2 separate regions of the Homo sapiens genome follow, and region 2 is linked to region 1. The links are chromatin contacts, found by Hi-C or POLR2A ChIA-PET in ENCODE. All regions are on one chromosome and are shown on one strand. The core of a region is the stretch at or near the end of the contact, and the rest is flanking DNA. Distances in the headings are between cores, read along the strand shown.

What was found. A loop is a pair of places that touch in the nucleus more often than their neighbours do. ChIA-PET counts read pairs that join two places held with the same protein, here RNA polymerase II (POLR2A). Pooled maps may share reads with other maps.
Region 2: a map of MCF 10A shows a loop between it and region 1 (11-fold over the local background). The contact joins two enhancer-like sites. A Hi-C loop is called at or near these places in 4 of 168 maps with a recorded cell type or tissue (MCF 10A, astrocyte of the cerebellum, mammary epithelial cell and 1 more) and 4 of 50 pooled maps. POLR2A ChIA-PET finds 5 or more read pairs at or near these places in 1 of 52 experiments (H1).

Annotation. Positions count from the first base shown.
Region 1 is chr10:24,357,775-24,365,102 of GRCh38, reverse strand. All of the region lies in intron 2 of KIAA1217, which reads right to left. Among named protein-coding and RNA genes, the nearest start is that of MIR603, 86 kb to the right of the region's middle. RefSeq lists enhancers at 4,425-4,484, 4,515-4,594. Within about 2 kb of position 4,407, at least 3 of the 41 ENCODE cell types and tissues checked have a DNase peak (open chromatin) inside an H3K27ac peak, as active enhancers do.
Region 2 is chr10:24,290,620-24,297,947 of GRCh38, reverse strand. The region is part of intron 2 of KIAA1217; the gene reads right to left. Among named protein-coding and RNA genes, the nearest start is that of MIR603, 19 kb to the right of the region's middle. RefSeq lists an enhancer at 4,377-5,576. Within about 2 kb of position 4,286, at least 14 of the 41 ENCODE cell types and tissues checked have a DNase peak (open chromatin) inside an H3K27ac peak, as active enhancers do.

The sequences.
Region 1 (7,328 bases), core at 3,158-5,657:
ATGGGTGAGGTGGCTCACTCCTGTAACCCCAGCACTTTGGGAGGCTGAGACAGGAGGATCGCTTGAGGCCAGGAGTTCAAGACCAGCCTGGCCAACATAGGGAGACTCCCATTACCACAAAAGATGAAAGAAAAAATTTAGCTTGGTGTGGTGACAAGTGCCTGTAGTCCTAGCTACCGAGGGGGCTGAGGGGGGAGGACTGCTTGACCTCAGGAGGTCGAGGGTGCAGTGAGTACAGTGAGCTATGATCACACCAACGTACTCCAGCTTGGGCAACAGAGAGAAACACTGTCAAAACAAAACAAAAAAAAAAGAAAGGAAGAAAAAAGAAAGAAAGAAAGGAAGGAAGGCAGGCAGGCAAGAGAAACACACAATTGCTCAAAGCCTCCGAACTGTGGAGCAAACCCCTAGTCTACCTGTTACATCTTTTCCTGCCTTTGCTAACTAAGGTCACGGAAACCTAGAAGCTGGAAGAATCTCCCACCATCAGAGCAGGGAAGGCCCCGGGATGCTGGAGACGTAGGAAGCCCTTCTCAGAAGATGCAATGGAATAAGCTCACGAACTTTAGGCCTCAGGATCCTATAATCACACATAAGTTTTCTCAGGATTACAAAATGAACCTCACTGAGAACCTTTTTTCGCTTCTCAGTAGGTTCCATCTGTGTGGAAAGTTTTGAGCCCAACAATAAGAGCAATAAAAAAGAAAACTGGATTTTATTAGGCCTCTCACATATACCTGCTAAATCAACGTGGAGCATTTACAAGCTTGATTTACGGCTTTGACTATACGATAGAAAATTGTTCTTAAAAAATAAGAGCGGGTGGCTGGGTGCGGTGGCTCACGCCTGTAATCCCAGCACTTTGGGAGGCTGAGGCGGGTGGATCACCTGAGCTCAGGAGTTCGAGACCAGCCTGGCCAACATGGCAAAACCCCATCTTTACTAAAAATACAAAAATTAGCTGGGCGTGGTGGTGGGCGCCTGTAATCTCAGCTACTCAGGAGGCTGAGGCAGAAGAATGACTTGAACCTGGGAGGCGGAGGTTGCGGCGAGCCAAGACTGCGCCATTGCACCCTAGCCTGGGCGACAAGAGCAAAACACTGTCTCAAAAAAAAAAAAAAAGTGGATGAGACCAGAGTTGAGTGTTTTCAGTGAACTTCTGGATTATCTATGCTAATGATAATCAGTAGTTTATCACATATAAAGAGGTTAGATCAAGATTAAAAGAATGGGCCTGGTGCGGTGGCCCATGCCTGTAATCCTAGCATTTTGGGAGGCTAAGGTGGGCTGAGTGCTTGAGGTCAGGTGTGCAAAACCAGCTTGGGCAACACAATGAGACTCCATCTCTACAAAAAATACAAAAATTAGCTGGGCATAGTGGCACACGCCTGAAGTCTCAGCTACTTGGGAGGCTAAGGTGGGAGGACTGCTTGAGCCCAGGAGGTGGAGGGTGCAGTGAACTGAGATTGTGCCACTGCACGCTGCACTCCAGCTCGGTCAACAGAGTAAGACCCTGTTTCAAAAAAAAAAAAAAACAAAAACAAAACCCACAAAAAACTAAAGGAATGTTACTGAGAAAACAGGAAGACTCAACTACCTCAAGGAATGGCAAAAATAATAATACTGTAAAAATTAAACAGAAGAGCATTTATTATTTCAGAGACTCCTAATAAATTCATCAGCTATCATAAGAAAATGGCAAAAAGAAACTTCAGACATTGTTGTTGTACTAAATGGCACTTGAGATCTCTTTGAAAGGCTAAATGTGGCAGGAAGGGAAAGGGGTTCAGAGTTTCTTTCCTAATGCTGATGAGTCTGAGAAGAATTGCTCAAGAATAATAAATATTGGGTAACCACACAATGAGCAAATGTAGTGGAGAGAACCAGAAATGAATGACACACGTACAGTACTTCAAACGGTCTGAATGACAAGCGATATTTATTTTATTTCTTTTGCTATGTCTATTTCAGGGTTTTCTATAATAAATATAATTCTATAACAAGGCACAAAGAAAAGTATCAGTAAAGGAGGGAAAAAGTGAATTGTTGATCTCTAGGGAGTAACATCAGGAAACTCTGGAGGCTGCTAAAATTTAAGCACTCACCCAAAGTTCCACTTTTGTTCACAAATTAAAGATTTTCTTTTCTTCTTCTTCTTTTTTTTTAATTAAATTTGAGACAGTTTCACTCTGTCACCCAGGCTGGAGTGCAGTGGCATGATCTCAGCTCACTGTAACCTCTGCCTGGCTAATTTTTGTATTTTTAGTAGAGATAGGGTTTTGCCATGCTGGCCAGGCTGGTATCGAACTCCGGGCCTCAAGTGATCTGCCTACCCTGGCCTCTCAAAGTGCTGGGATTATAGGCGTGAGCCACCGCGCCCGGCCCAGAAATTAGAGACTTTCTGATGTCACTTTACATAGAGTCAAATTTTGACTCTCTGGAAGCAATTTAACCAGTTAGGAGACTAACCATGGTAAACGAAAATATATTCATAAAAAAATGTAAGATCTCATGAAAAGCTCTTTGTATTACAAATTGTCTCGGGTTTGTAATTGCACAGCAAATCACTGAGCCATCCAGCATATCTTCCAACATGAAGATCTAATCGCCAAAGCCTTAACTTAGATTGTTACTTATGTTTCTAAATCTGTGGAAGCACATTTCCTTTTCTTCTTCTTTTCTTTTACTGTTAATATCCTTATTCTCTATTTTACCAGTGGAGAATGTTTAGTATTAATTTCCATTTAGCTCAAGATTCAAGAAATGCAAAGTGCTATTTTTATCAAATTTCTGAAAGCCTACTGTCTTCTGCTTTGGAAGTCCCACAACAGCTCTTTAATTTCCTTAAGCCCCACTTTCCTCATCAGCAAGTTGGTGTGGCAATGGATCATAATAGGTTGCTGGGAGGATGAAGTGAGATCCAGGCATGTGAAACACTGTACACAATTCCTAACACAGACTAAGGATGCAAATGTTAGGAACTTGCAGATTTAAAAAAAATTGCATTCTCAAAAAGATGCTCTATTTTAACAAATGAACAAGAAGACAATTTTGCATATCTTTTTGATACAGCCATTCTATTTCTTTTTCTTTCTTTCTTTTTTTTTTTTTTTTTTTTTTGAGACAGAGTCTCGCTGTGTCGCCCAGGCTGGAGTGCAGTGGCCCGATCTTGCAGTGGCCCGAACCTGCAAGCTCCGCCTCCCTGGTTCACGCCATTCTCCTGCCTCAGCCTTCCGAGTAGCTGGGACTACAGGCGCCCGCCACCACGCCTGGCTAATTTTTTGTATTTTTAGTAGAGACGGGGTTTCACCATGTTAGCCCGGATGGTCTCGATCTCCTGACCTCGTGATCTTCCCGCCTCGGCCTCCCAAAGGGCTGGGATTACAGGCGTGAGCCATCGCCCCTGGCCCAGCCATTCTATTTCTAATAAAGAACCCAAGAAAATAATCTACAGTTATCTACAAGGAGGCCCTGCATGATATGGTATTTGCCCACACACAGTGGAACCAACAAAACCAGGCAACCACATGCAATGATGAAGTAGCTATCATGTAACAGGAGGGAAAGAAGTTCACACATATAATTAAGTGGATAAAATCATATTAGAAAACAATGGGCTGGGCACTGTGGCTCACACCTGTAAATTCAGCACTTTGGGAGGCCAAGGTGGGAAGATCGCTTGAGCCTAGGAGCTCAAGGCCAGCCTGCGCAACATGTTGCAACCTCATCTCTACAAATAATACAAAAATTCGCCAGGCATGGTGGCGTCTGCCTGCAGTACCAACTACTTGGGAGGCTGAGGTGGGAGGATTACCTGAGCCTGAGTAGGTTGAGGCTTCAGTGACCTGTGATTGCGCCACTACACTCCAGCCCGGGGTGACAGTGTTAGACCCTGTCTCAAAAAATAAAATAACATAAATAAGAAAAAAAAATGGCATGTGCTTGTGGCATGTGGTTTCTTTCCTTTGAGTCTATGTGCCTAGAAAAAAATAGGAGAAGGATATACACCAAAATATTAACACAAGTATTCTATGTGGGTCATGGGATTGTAAATAATTCTCCTACTCTTAGTCTATTATTTCTAACATTCCTAGAATATCCATGGTTACTTTTGTAATAAAATTTTTTTAAAAACTCCCGAGATGTAGCATTAAATTATTTGTGCTTGCTTTTCTGATTTGTTTCTACCTCCAAAAAAAAAAAACCACTTAGCATTGAAATAACTACTGATAAATTTGAAACAACAGGAGAAAAACAGGAGATTTGATTTGAGAGTTTTAAAAATGGGAAGAACAATAAAATCATATCTACATGCGTGGCCTCTTCATTCCTCGTCATTTGGCCATCATTCTGTTTCCTCACGTTGATTACGTTTCGAGTTGCACCACAAGGGGGTGCCCTGAACCTAGCGAGTATGATACAGTCTCCAGCATAATCAAAGGAGGCAGCTGAAATCCCAAATTCAAGAGGAAACAAGACACAGGTCAACTGATTGCTTTTGGTCCATCTTCATCCTCTCCAAATGCCCCCAAATGGCCCTGGTTCAAACTCGGGCTGAATGTAACCAGTCTGTGAAAAAACTGTAATGGGCTGACTGCTTGCATAGTTAAAGCCCACGATAGAAGGGAGAGGCTTGATTGCTGCAAGTCTAAGAGATTTCATAAAGTTACCACTGAGGAATAAAAAATTAGTAGCCTCATGACACAAAACTAAAGAATATAACAAGACCAAACGTTGGGAAATAGTCTTGAAAGTAATTCTATCTTGGCCGGGCGTGACAGGATCCCAGCACTTTGGGAGGCAAAGGTGGGTGGATCACTTGAGGTCAGGAGTTCAAGACCAGCCTGGCCAACATGGTGAAACCCCATCTCTACTAAAAGTACAAAGAATTAGCCGGGTATGGTGGCGTGTGCCTGTAATCCCAGCTACTCGGGAAGCTGAGGCACAAGAATCGCTTGAACCCGGGAGGTAGAGGTTGCAGTGATCCCAGATTGTGCCACTGTACTCCGGCCTGGGCGACAGAGTAAGAGTCTGTCTCAAAAAAAAAAAAAAAAAAAAAAAAGTAATTATATCCTAAAGATACACAGTCTGTCAGTAACTGGGGGAGCAAAGTAATTTCTGATTATTTGGGTTAAAAAAAAAGAGCTACTAAATTGAGAAATCTAATTGTAATATAATTCCTTTTCTAACTGTTTAAAATACTTAAAGATGGAATAAAATTACGTAGCCTTGTGAGACTTTATAAGTCACACTAAGAATTATAGTTGATATAACAATAATAAAATATAAAGCCTCAAAGACCTTCAAGGGTAAATAAACTAAAAAGCAGCAACATTTAACAAAAAAGAGTTCAGGGTGATATCCCAACAGCTTCTAATTCTAAGAATTTCTAATTTCCTAAGGAATCTTAGAATCTAAAGTAATCCTATAGTGAATATAGGATAGTGGTTGAAAGTATAATTTCTGGAAAGAGAAAGAACTGGGCGTAAGCTTCATTTTCAACACTTACTATCTGTGAGACTTTGGGCATATTACCTTAGGCATGTTTCATGTACACTTTCTTCATTCATGACATAGTAATAATGATGTTTATATTATACTTTGTTGTATGAAATAACTTGAGAAAAATGCTAAAGCCAATATCTGACATACAGTAATGCAGATTTATGAGCAATTTGAAATAATTAATATTCTCATCAAATGAAAGCTAAGTCAGGCATGGTGGCTCATGCCTGTAATCCCGACACTTTGGGAGGCCGAGGCGGGCAGATCACTTGAGGCCAGGAGTTGGAGACCAGCCTGGCCAACATGCTGAGACTCCGTATTTACAAAAAACACACAAAAAATTAATTGGGTTTTGTGGCACACGCCTGTAGTCCCAGCTACTTGGGAGGCTGAGGCACGAGAATCACTTGAGCTTAGGAGGTGGAGGTTGCAGTGAGCCAAGATAGCACCACTGCACTCCAGCCTGGGTGACAGAGTGAGACTCTATCTCAAAAAAACAAAAAAAAAAAAAAAAAGAAAGAAAGAAAGAAAAGAAAAGAAAAAAGAAAGAAAGAAAGTATTAGAATGAACAAACACATTGGCTAACTATAGGACGACTGTGATCTCATTCACAGATCTCAGGTACTATGTGGCCAATGGATATGTCTGAACTCCTGTGTGCTCCTGTTCTCATGGGTCAAAGTAAGGAGACTGATTTTTAAAAAAACAAAACAAGTACACTTTGTGTGTGTATGTGTATATATATGCATACAATGGAGTGCTGGCTTTCAAAGTAGTGAGTTTGAAGGGTGACAAGATTATTTCTATGACCTTGCCATTGCAATGCAAAAAATAAACAAACAAAAAACAAATTGCAAAGCAAACCTGTCATATACAGGGTGACTATTCAGCCAGTTTTCACTATGGCCAACCACTGTGTATGGCCACTGTCCTGACTGGACAACCCATGCCACAGCACAGTCATTGATCTTCAATTTTGTGTCTCAATATCCACCCTTCCTACTTTGATATAAGACTAAAATGATGCAATAGATTTATGAGAGCTTTGAAATAGTTAATATTCTCATACAAATGCAAGAGTGTATGAGAATGAACAAACACATTGGTTAACTATAGGAGGACTGGTATCACATTCACAAATCTCAGAGTTCTTTCCTAAGCCTCCACATTCCCAGTTAACAAAGAGTGAAATTGAAGTATCCCTGCCCGGTGTTCTACAAAGTGCCTGGGAAGAGTTGACCCAGGTCGTCTCTGCAAGTGTGACAGATACTCTTAGAACTGCCCCAACCAAGTGCAGCCCATGGACATCGGGATGACCAGTTCCTTGAGAACTCTGCTTATTTTTGCCTCCATAACATTTAAAACCCCTAGACACACTAGATACTTTACTTATTTGCTCACTTCTTATCTGTCTCCTTCCCCTTGCACCCACACACTGAAATGTAATGATCACAAAGGCATGAATATCTTCATCCACATCCACGCTGAGTTTTCACTTACAGAATGAATGAATGAAAGGCTGGAAGAAGGCATTGGTTCTTGGGAGTCTTGGCTCTGTGCAGCTTGCTTGATTTGGGGGCTTACCCCCTGACAGTAAACTACTCTTAGGGTCTGGGGAGTTTACGTGCATGGCTCAGGCAGTGGTGCCTACAGCCTCAAGCAAGCCTGCACACTTCACAGCCCTGGAACAGGCCCAATGCTCACATGGCCTCACCAGCCAACCTGCTGGGACTCACTTCCAGACACCAATCACACTCCAGCCAAGAGCATTCCAATCTATCACCCCGACTCCCCTATGCGTTATTGCTTCTTGGTCGCTCTCA
Region 2 (7,328 bases), core at 3,037-5,536, 67 kb after region 1:
CCTATGCCTTGCAAGGTATCTAGTATCCCTGGCCTTTGTCCTATTTCATGTACCTTTCACTTTGTTCCCCTACTAGCTTCTCTCAGTTAAAATCCTTGATGTGATTGTCTACTCAGACATCTGCTTCTTTTAACAGGCAGTCATTTAAAGACTCCAGTTTCTTTCTTTAAATTTTTAAATTTTTTATTTTTTGAGACAGAGTCTTGTTCTGTTGCCCAGGCTGGAATGCAGTGGCATGATCTCAGCTCACTGCAACCTCCACCTCCCAGCTTCAAGTGATTCTCCTGCCTCAGCCTCCTGAGTAGCTTGGATTACAGGCATGGGCCACTACACCCAGCTAATTTTTATATTTTTAGTAGAGATGGGGTTTTACCATCTTGGCCAGTATGATCTTGAACTCCTGACCTGACCTCAGGTGATCCGCCTGCCTTGGCCTCCCAAAGTGCTGGGATTACAGGCATGAGACACTGCACCCAGTCTAAAGACTCCAGTTTCTTTATGATCATTGAGATGGGGACTGAGCAACTGGCACCTTCCCTGTCTGTCCATCAAGGGGCATGTGCTGGATGTGTGTGGATGCTACTTCCATTAGGCAAACTCATGGTAGTTACTTACGTCACACTGAGGAGAAACAGACCACTAAGCATGCAATTATTAAACACAAATGTAGTCAGTGGATCTGTTTCCTTAACAGAACATGGCCCTGCTGCATTGTACCCTTCAACCAACTGCTCCAATTATTGTGACAAACAAAAGTAGCCCCCAAAATTTTCACAATATGCCATAGTGGGTGGTCCTTTTGCCTGGTTTTAGCTGTAGAGAGATAATCTTCCTTACTTTATATGTTTCTCCCCATTCTTGTTTTATTCCTAGACAGCTAACAAGCCTTTAATATCAAATTCTTTTGCATTTTGAAAATCCCAGTGTATTACAGTCTCATGTCCTTCTGTGGTTGGTATCAAGTAAGTGAGAGTTGGAATACTCAGCTTTTGACAGCGACAGAGACCATCCTCCTGTAGTTGCCACGTACTTGGTCCTGAAGATCACAGCTGATAAGATTATAAAACTATACACGTGTAGAGTGCTTATTTTTAGATGCTAGCAATTTCTTTTTTTGCACATAATCTGTATTTAGCCCCAATTAGCAAGCTTTCTCTCTATCCTTCTTCGCGAAGGCCAAACACTACCCAGTGAGGGTACACAAAAAATGAAAGAAAGAAAAACTATCAAAGGTGATCTGAAATAACAAATCCAAGATTTTAAAAGAAGAAAAGGGTTTCCACGTTTTTAAGACTCAAAATGGTCATAGGAAAATGGTACATGTTGGGTTACGTTTTCTATGTTTGAGTAATTATGAGGTAACCTCCCTCTAAGTCAATGAGAAGAAACTCAGCTTTTAATGTGATTTATTCATTAGTTGTTCAATAGCTATCCAGGGAGTCTCTGCTTTATACAAGGTTCTGTGCAATGTACAAAGCCAGAACTCCCAACTCAGCTGCATTGGAATCACCTGGAGACCCCTTGTTAAAATGTGGATCCTGGCCGGGCATAGTGATTCACTCCTGTAATTCCAGCACTTTGGAAAGCCTAGGCGGGAGGACTGCTTGAGAGGCCAGGAGTTTGAGACCAACCAGCCTTGGCAACATGGAGACACCTCTCTACAAAAAAACTTAAAAATTAACTGGGTTTGATGATGTGCACCTGTAAGGCCAACTATTCAGGAGGCTGAGGGGAGAAGATCGCTTGAGCCCAGGAGGTCAAGGCTGCAGTGAGCAATGATTGTGCCACTGCACTCCAGCCTGGGCAACAGAGTGGGCCCCTGTCTCCAAAAAGAAAAAAGAAAAAAAATGTGAATTCTGATCCCACATATCTGAGATGGGGGCTGACAGTCTGCTTTTTGAGCAAGCTCACAGGTGACACCCTTACTGCTGGCCAGCAGAGGACATTTTAAGTACTAAGGCACATTAAAGAATAAAATAATTAAACATGGACCCTGCCTTCAAAGAACTTACAATTTGCATAAGGAGATATACGTTTTTCCAAATCAAACAGAAGAGCCATGTGCCATAAGAGCGATACAACAGGTCAAAGAATTAATTACTCCTGGCTCAGGAGTGGTAGCATGTCTGGGATGAAGAAGGTGGCATTTAGGTTGATTTCTTAGTGAAGGAAGGATTGGTAGCAATAGGGAGGTATAGAAGGGAGAGGATGCCCGGCAGAGGGACCAGTGTCAACAAAGAGACCCTTCACCCTCAGATGAAGAGGGAGAAGTTCCACCAGGAGGGAATGCCTGTTGGAGGTGTGGATAAAATGGTGAAACAGGGGCCTGAGAAATTGGCCTGAGAACAACTGGGGAAGCACCCGGGACACAAATCAAGAAGTCTAGAACTGAGCTTTATGACAACTGTCCTCAGAGCAGTGGGAGAAACAAACAAAGGGGCGGAGGAAAGGAAATTGAGGCTGAAAGACCAGTGAAGGGGCTCCTGAAATAGTCCAGAAGAAATAAATCCTAAAGTAGACACAGTCATAAATCTTTGATAAGAAACGAAAATGCTGAACTATTTATATCTGAGTTTCCCATATTGGATCTTACTTGAATAATGATCCATCTTTTCCTCATCTGACAAGCAGTTACCAGCATTTCTTTAAGGGTTAGAGAAAGATATATTAATTAAAAGTTGTAAGATGATGTTCTTGGAATGCTCACTCCTGGATTATGCTGGAAATAACTAAGAGATGCTATAATTATTTTAAGAGACTTAAGATATAAGTTCTCTATTAACAAATAGTGTCCCACCTAACACAAAATACTCAGTCATTTTTCATTCTCAGAAGAGGAGGTCTTAGCCTCACTGACCATATTTCTCCTTACTTCAATGCCCAATACTATGTTGGTTTTAGGTCAGCCCAGAAGAGAGACATTTCTAGTATTTCCAGAGAAAAGCATCTGGTTTTGAAATATAGTGAGAGGGGCCGCCTCCAGAATAGTAGTTTACAGAGTGGGAGAATGCAAGGTATTCCACAGTAGAAAATATTGTCATTTTAAATTCTCCAATTCCCAGACTTTCAGGCAGGGTATGTGTGATTTGACACCCTGGCAATGTGGACAGTGACCGAATTGCACTTGCCTTTCAGGTCCTAGAGTTTCAGACCCCTGACTCCTTTCCTGTCCCTGTAGGAGACATCAGAAGTCTCTGAAGTATGCAGAAGACTAAATGGAGATCTTAAAGTTTCCACGTTCCTTTCTAAATCCTAATTAAATGAAAACTTTTCTAAGGAAAAAGCTTGCTCTGAAGCAGTTGGTTGAAGTGTACAGTGGAGCAGAACCATGTTCTGTTAAGGAAACAGATCCACTGACTACGCTGGTGTTTACTAAATGCATACACGGTGGTCTATTTCCTCCTCAGTGTGAACGTAGCTAACTGCCATTAACTTGCCTAATGAAAGTAGCATCCACACACATCAAACACATGCCCCTCAATGGACAGACAGGGAAGGTGCCAGTTGTTCAATCCCTGTCTTGATGATCATAAAGAAACTGGAGTCTGTAAACCACTACCTGTTGAAAGAATTAGATGTCTGGGTAGGCAATCACATCGATAATTTAAACTGTGAGAAGCTAGTAGGGGAAAAGAGTGAAATGTACATGAAATGGGACAGAACTGCCTGAACCAAGCAGGCAAATGTAGAGCCCCAAGGTGGCCAGTCCACTCCACGTGGAAAGGAACTATTTCTTTTTTTTTTTTTTTTTTTTTTTTTTGAGACGGAGTCTCGCTCTGTCACCCAGGCTGGAGTGCAGTGGCGCTATCTCGGCTCACTGCAAGCTCCGCCTCCCAGGTTCATGCCATTCGCCTCAGCCTCCCCAGTAGCTGGGACTACAGGCGCCTGCCACCACGCCCGGCTATTTTTTCTATTTTTATTAGAGACGGTGTTTCCCCGTCTTAGCCAGGATGGTCTCCATCTCCTGACCTCGTGATCCGCCCGCCTTGGCCTCCCAAAGTGCTGGGATTCCAGGCGTGAGCCACCGCACCCGGCCAGGAACTATTTCAAAGACGTCGGTCGGAGACCTTCATGCCAGGACACCAGCAAGCTGGCAAAACAGATCTTGCAAAGGGTTTCTGCACTCTATCTGTGAGCTTCATTAATAGGCACTCAGGACTGAGAACCTTCATGTCAGCTGTGACAAGTGAATAGTCAGTAGAGAGAAGCTATTAATTTAAGACACCGTTGATAATGCAGTCTACCTTAAGAACAGGCAACAAGGGGCTTCAGATGCTGAAGCACAGACACAAGACATCCTGGAACTCCAAGTCCAAAGGGGAATGCTCAGGGCAGATATCAACAATGAAACCTTTTAAGCTGAGTCACTCTCAGCCTGACGGCTGCCAAGCCCAACAGCCATCCCTGGTTACAAGCTAGAGGAAAAGTCCCTGAGCATATCTGTTGTTTCCTGTGTGTAAAGATGCTAAATGCCAGGTGCTTTCCTCTAGAGTGGAAGGGCCGGGGCGGGGCAGTGCCTGCAGAGGCAGCAAGGTCAAGAGAGTTCATTTGGTTATTGCCATTAAAAAAGACTTCCCAGCCAGGCGCGGTGGCTCACGCCTGTAATCCCAGCACTTTGGGAGGCCGACGCTGGCAGATCACTTGAGGTCAGGAGTTCAAGACCAGGCTGGCCAATGTGGTGAAATCCTGTCTCTACTAAAAACAAAAACAAACAAAACAAACAACAACAACAACAAAATTAGCCGGGCATGGTGGCACATGCCTATAATCCCAGCTACTCGGGAGGCTGAGGCAAAATAACTGCTTGAACCCAGGAGGCAGAGGTTGCAGCCAGCCAAGATTACGCCACTGTACTCCTGGCTGGGCGACAGAGGGAGAGTCTGTCTCAGAAACAAAACAAAACAAAAACAAAAAACAACTTCCCGAGCATGCATTTTGGGTGCATCTTGAAGTGCAGCTTGTAGCATGTAGAAATTGGCCTTCTGGTTCACAGAGTGCTGCAAGTGAAGTACTAGATGTCTGCGTATTTCCAGATATACTCAGATCATATTTCAGGCCACCTTTCTTCTTTTTTTTTTCTAATCCAGGATGCGCTCAGGATTCCCTCTCCACTCACCATGAAGAACTTCAAGTAGCGGCCACACTTTGCAGTGCCTCTCACTCAGGCTGCGATATCCTAAGCGTTTACCTTCATTCCGTGGAAACTCTTGAAACAGCCCATGTCAATCATGACTCAGCAGTTTTTCCTTACCATGAAAACAGCAGAGCAATGGGTTTCTCCATTTTTAGAGTTAATGCATTAGCTATAAATGTAATTCCATAGTAGATATGAAGTGCAACAAAAAAAAGTCTGGGACAAATTCTGCCACTTTTCAGAGGGTAACAGGAGATGGTTGACTCAAGATGGAATGTAAGAACCCTCATGGCCTCCCTACCCTTCTCTTTAACCTCTTCATGGTTGTGCAGAATAAACCTCTAATACTTCTGATGAGTGAGGCAAATGGCCTTCCTGTAAAGGCAGAACCCCAAGAATTTTCAAGAAAGTTTGTGTGGCCAGCCTGAGGTTCCAGGGAAGAGGAATGGGTATTTGGAATAGAGAAATACAGTGGTTAATTCTGAGCTCCAAGTTATTGGTCCAAATTGGTCTACTTCAATTCCTTGGTCAGTCTTTTGGAGTTTTCCATCAGTTAAACAATGTCCACGGTAAACTGCCATGACCACTTAACCTCAACTGCAAACTACATCCACTTAATCCTCTGGGGTCCCTTTTTATTCATAATAAATCCAGAAAAATCTTGTATTGTGTTTTATTTCCTCAATCATATCTCCTTTAATTCTCCAACAAGCCTTTCCTGATTAGAAAAGCCAGAAAACTCATCCAAATATCTCTGTTGAAGAGCTGGACAAAGTTTTCAAGTATTATTGAATTTTTAATCCACTAAACAAAAATCCTCCAATGTTGTTCCATTTTATTTCAGGGTCTAGTTTCTCTATGCAACTGCAAGGGTAGGGGCCACCTATTTATTTTTATTTACAGACCCATGTGTATATGGGAGAATTTAACATATACAAAAGGAACCCAAATTTTTTAGTCTTAGACTTTCAGGATTCCCTGTATTTAAATAATAGCTATTGATCTAAAAAATCTGCAAGAGAAATGTAATCCTTAGATTTTTTTTTTCTCCACATCGGAGTAGTAAAGCAAAATGAAATGGGTGAATGCTGTTTGTCAACTCTATGGTGGTATAAAAAAATGGTGTAGTGTGACCAAAAGCATACTTCTGATGAAAGCCCACTACCGGACAGGACACAACCTATAAGTTACTGTCCCCACAGACTGCCTTACAAGTGTCCTCACGCTCCAAAGAGGACTGGGAGAGGTAGAAGTGAAATGATTGAGTGAAGTTTTCTTTTTCTGAGATGGAGTGTCACTCTTGTTGCCCAAGCTGGAGTGCAATGGTGCGATCTTGACTCACTAGAACCTCCGCCTCCCAGGTTCAAGTGATTCTCTTGCTTCAGCCACCCTAATAGCTGGGATTTCAGGCACCTGCCACCATGCCTGGCTACTTTTTTGTATTTTTAGTGGAGACAGGGTTTTACCATGTTGGCCAGGCTGGTCTGGAATTCCTGACCTCAGGTGATCCGCCCGCCTCAGCCTCTCAAAGTGCTGGGACTACAGGCGTGAGCCACCATGCCCAGCCGATTGAGTGAAATTTTCTAAGATAATTGTTGGTCATATCCCACAGGGGACTGGGCTCTAGGATAGCCCATGCTTATATGGGAAGAAAAGTTATCGTGGGTCTTTGTTGTCCACAAGACAACCTCAGGGATCTCTTCCTATCCCAACAACCTCTGTCTATGTCAACAACCACTGTGGTCAACAAGAAGGAGGAAGCATTCCAAAACTTATTCACACAGAACAACTCAAATATAGATGATGGAGGAAAAACAAACTTTGAAAAGAGGGCACAATTTGCCATTCCCACTGGATGTATTTTAAACAACCCCCTGCCCCACACAATAAAAGGTCTTAAGAGAGACTTCATGGCCAGGCACGGTGGATCATGCCTGTAATCCCAGCACTTTGGGAGGCCGAGGCAGGTGGAGCACCTGAGGTCAGGAGTTTGAGACCAGCCTAGCCAACATGGTGAAACCCTGTCTCACTAAAATTACAAAAATTAGCCAGGCATGGTGGTGGGCACCTGTAACCCCAGCTACTTGGGAGGCTGAGGCAGGAGAATCGCTTGAATCTGGGGGTGGAGGTCGCAGTGAGCCGAGATCACACCACTACACTCCAGCCTGGGTGACAGAGCAAGACTCCGTCTGAA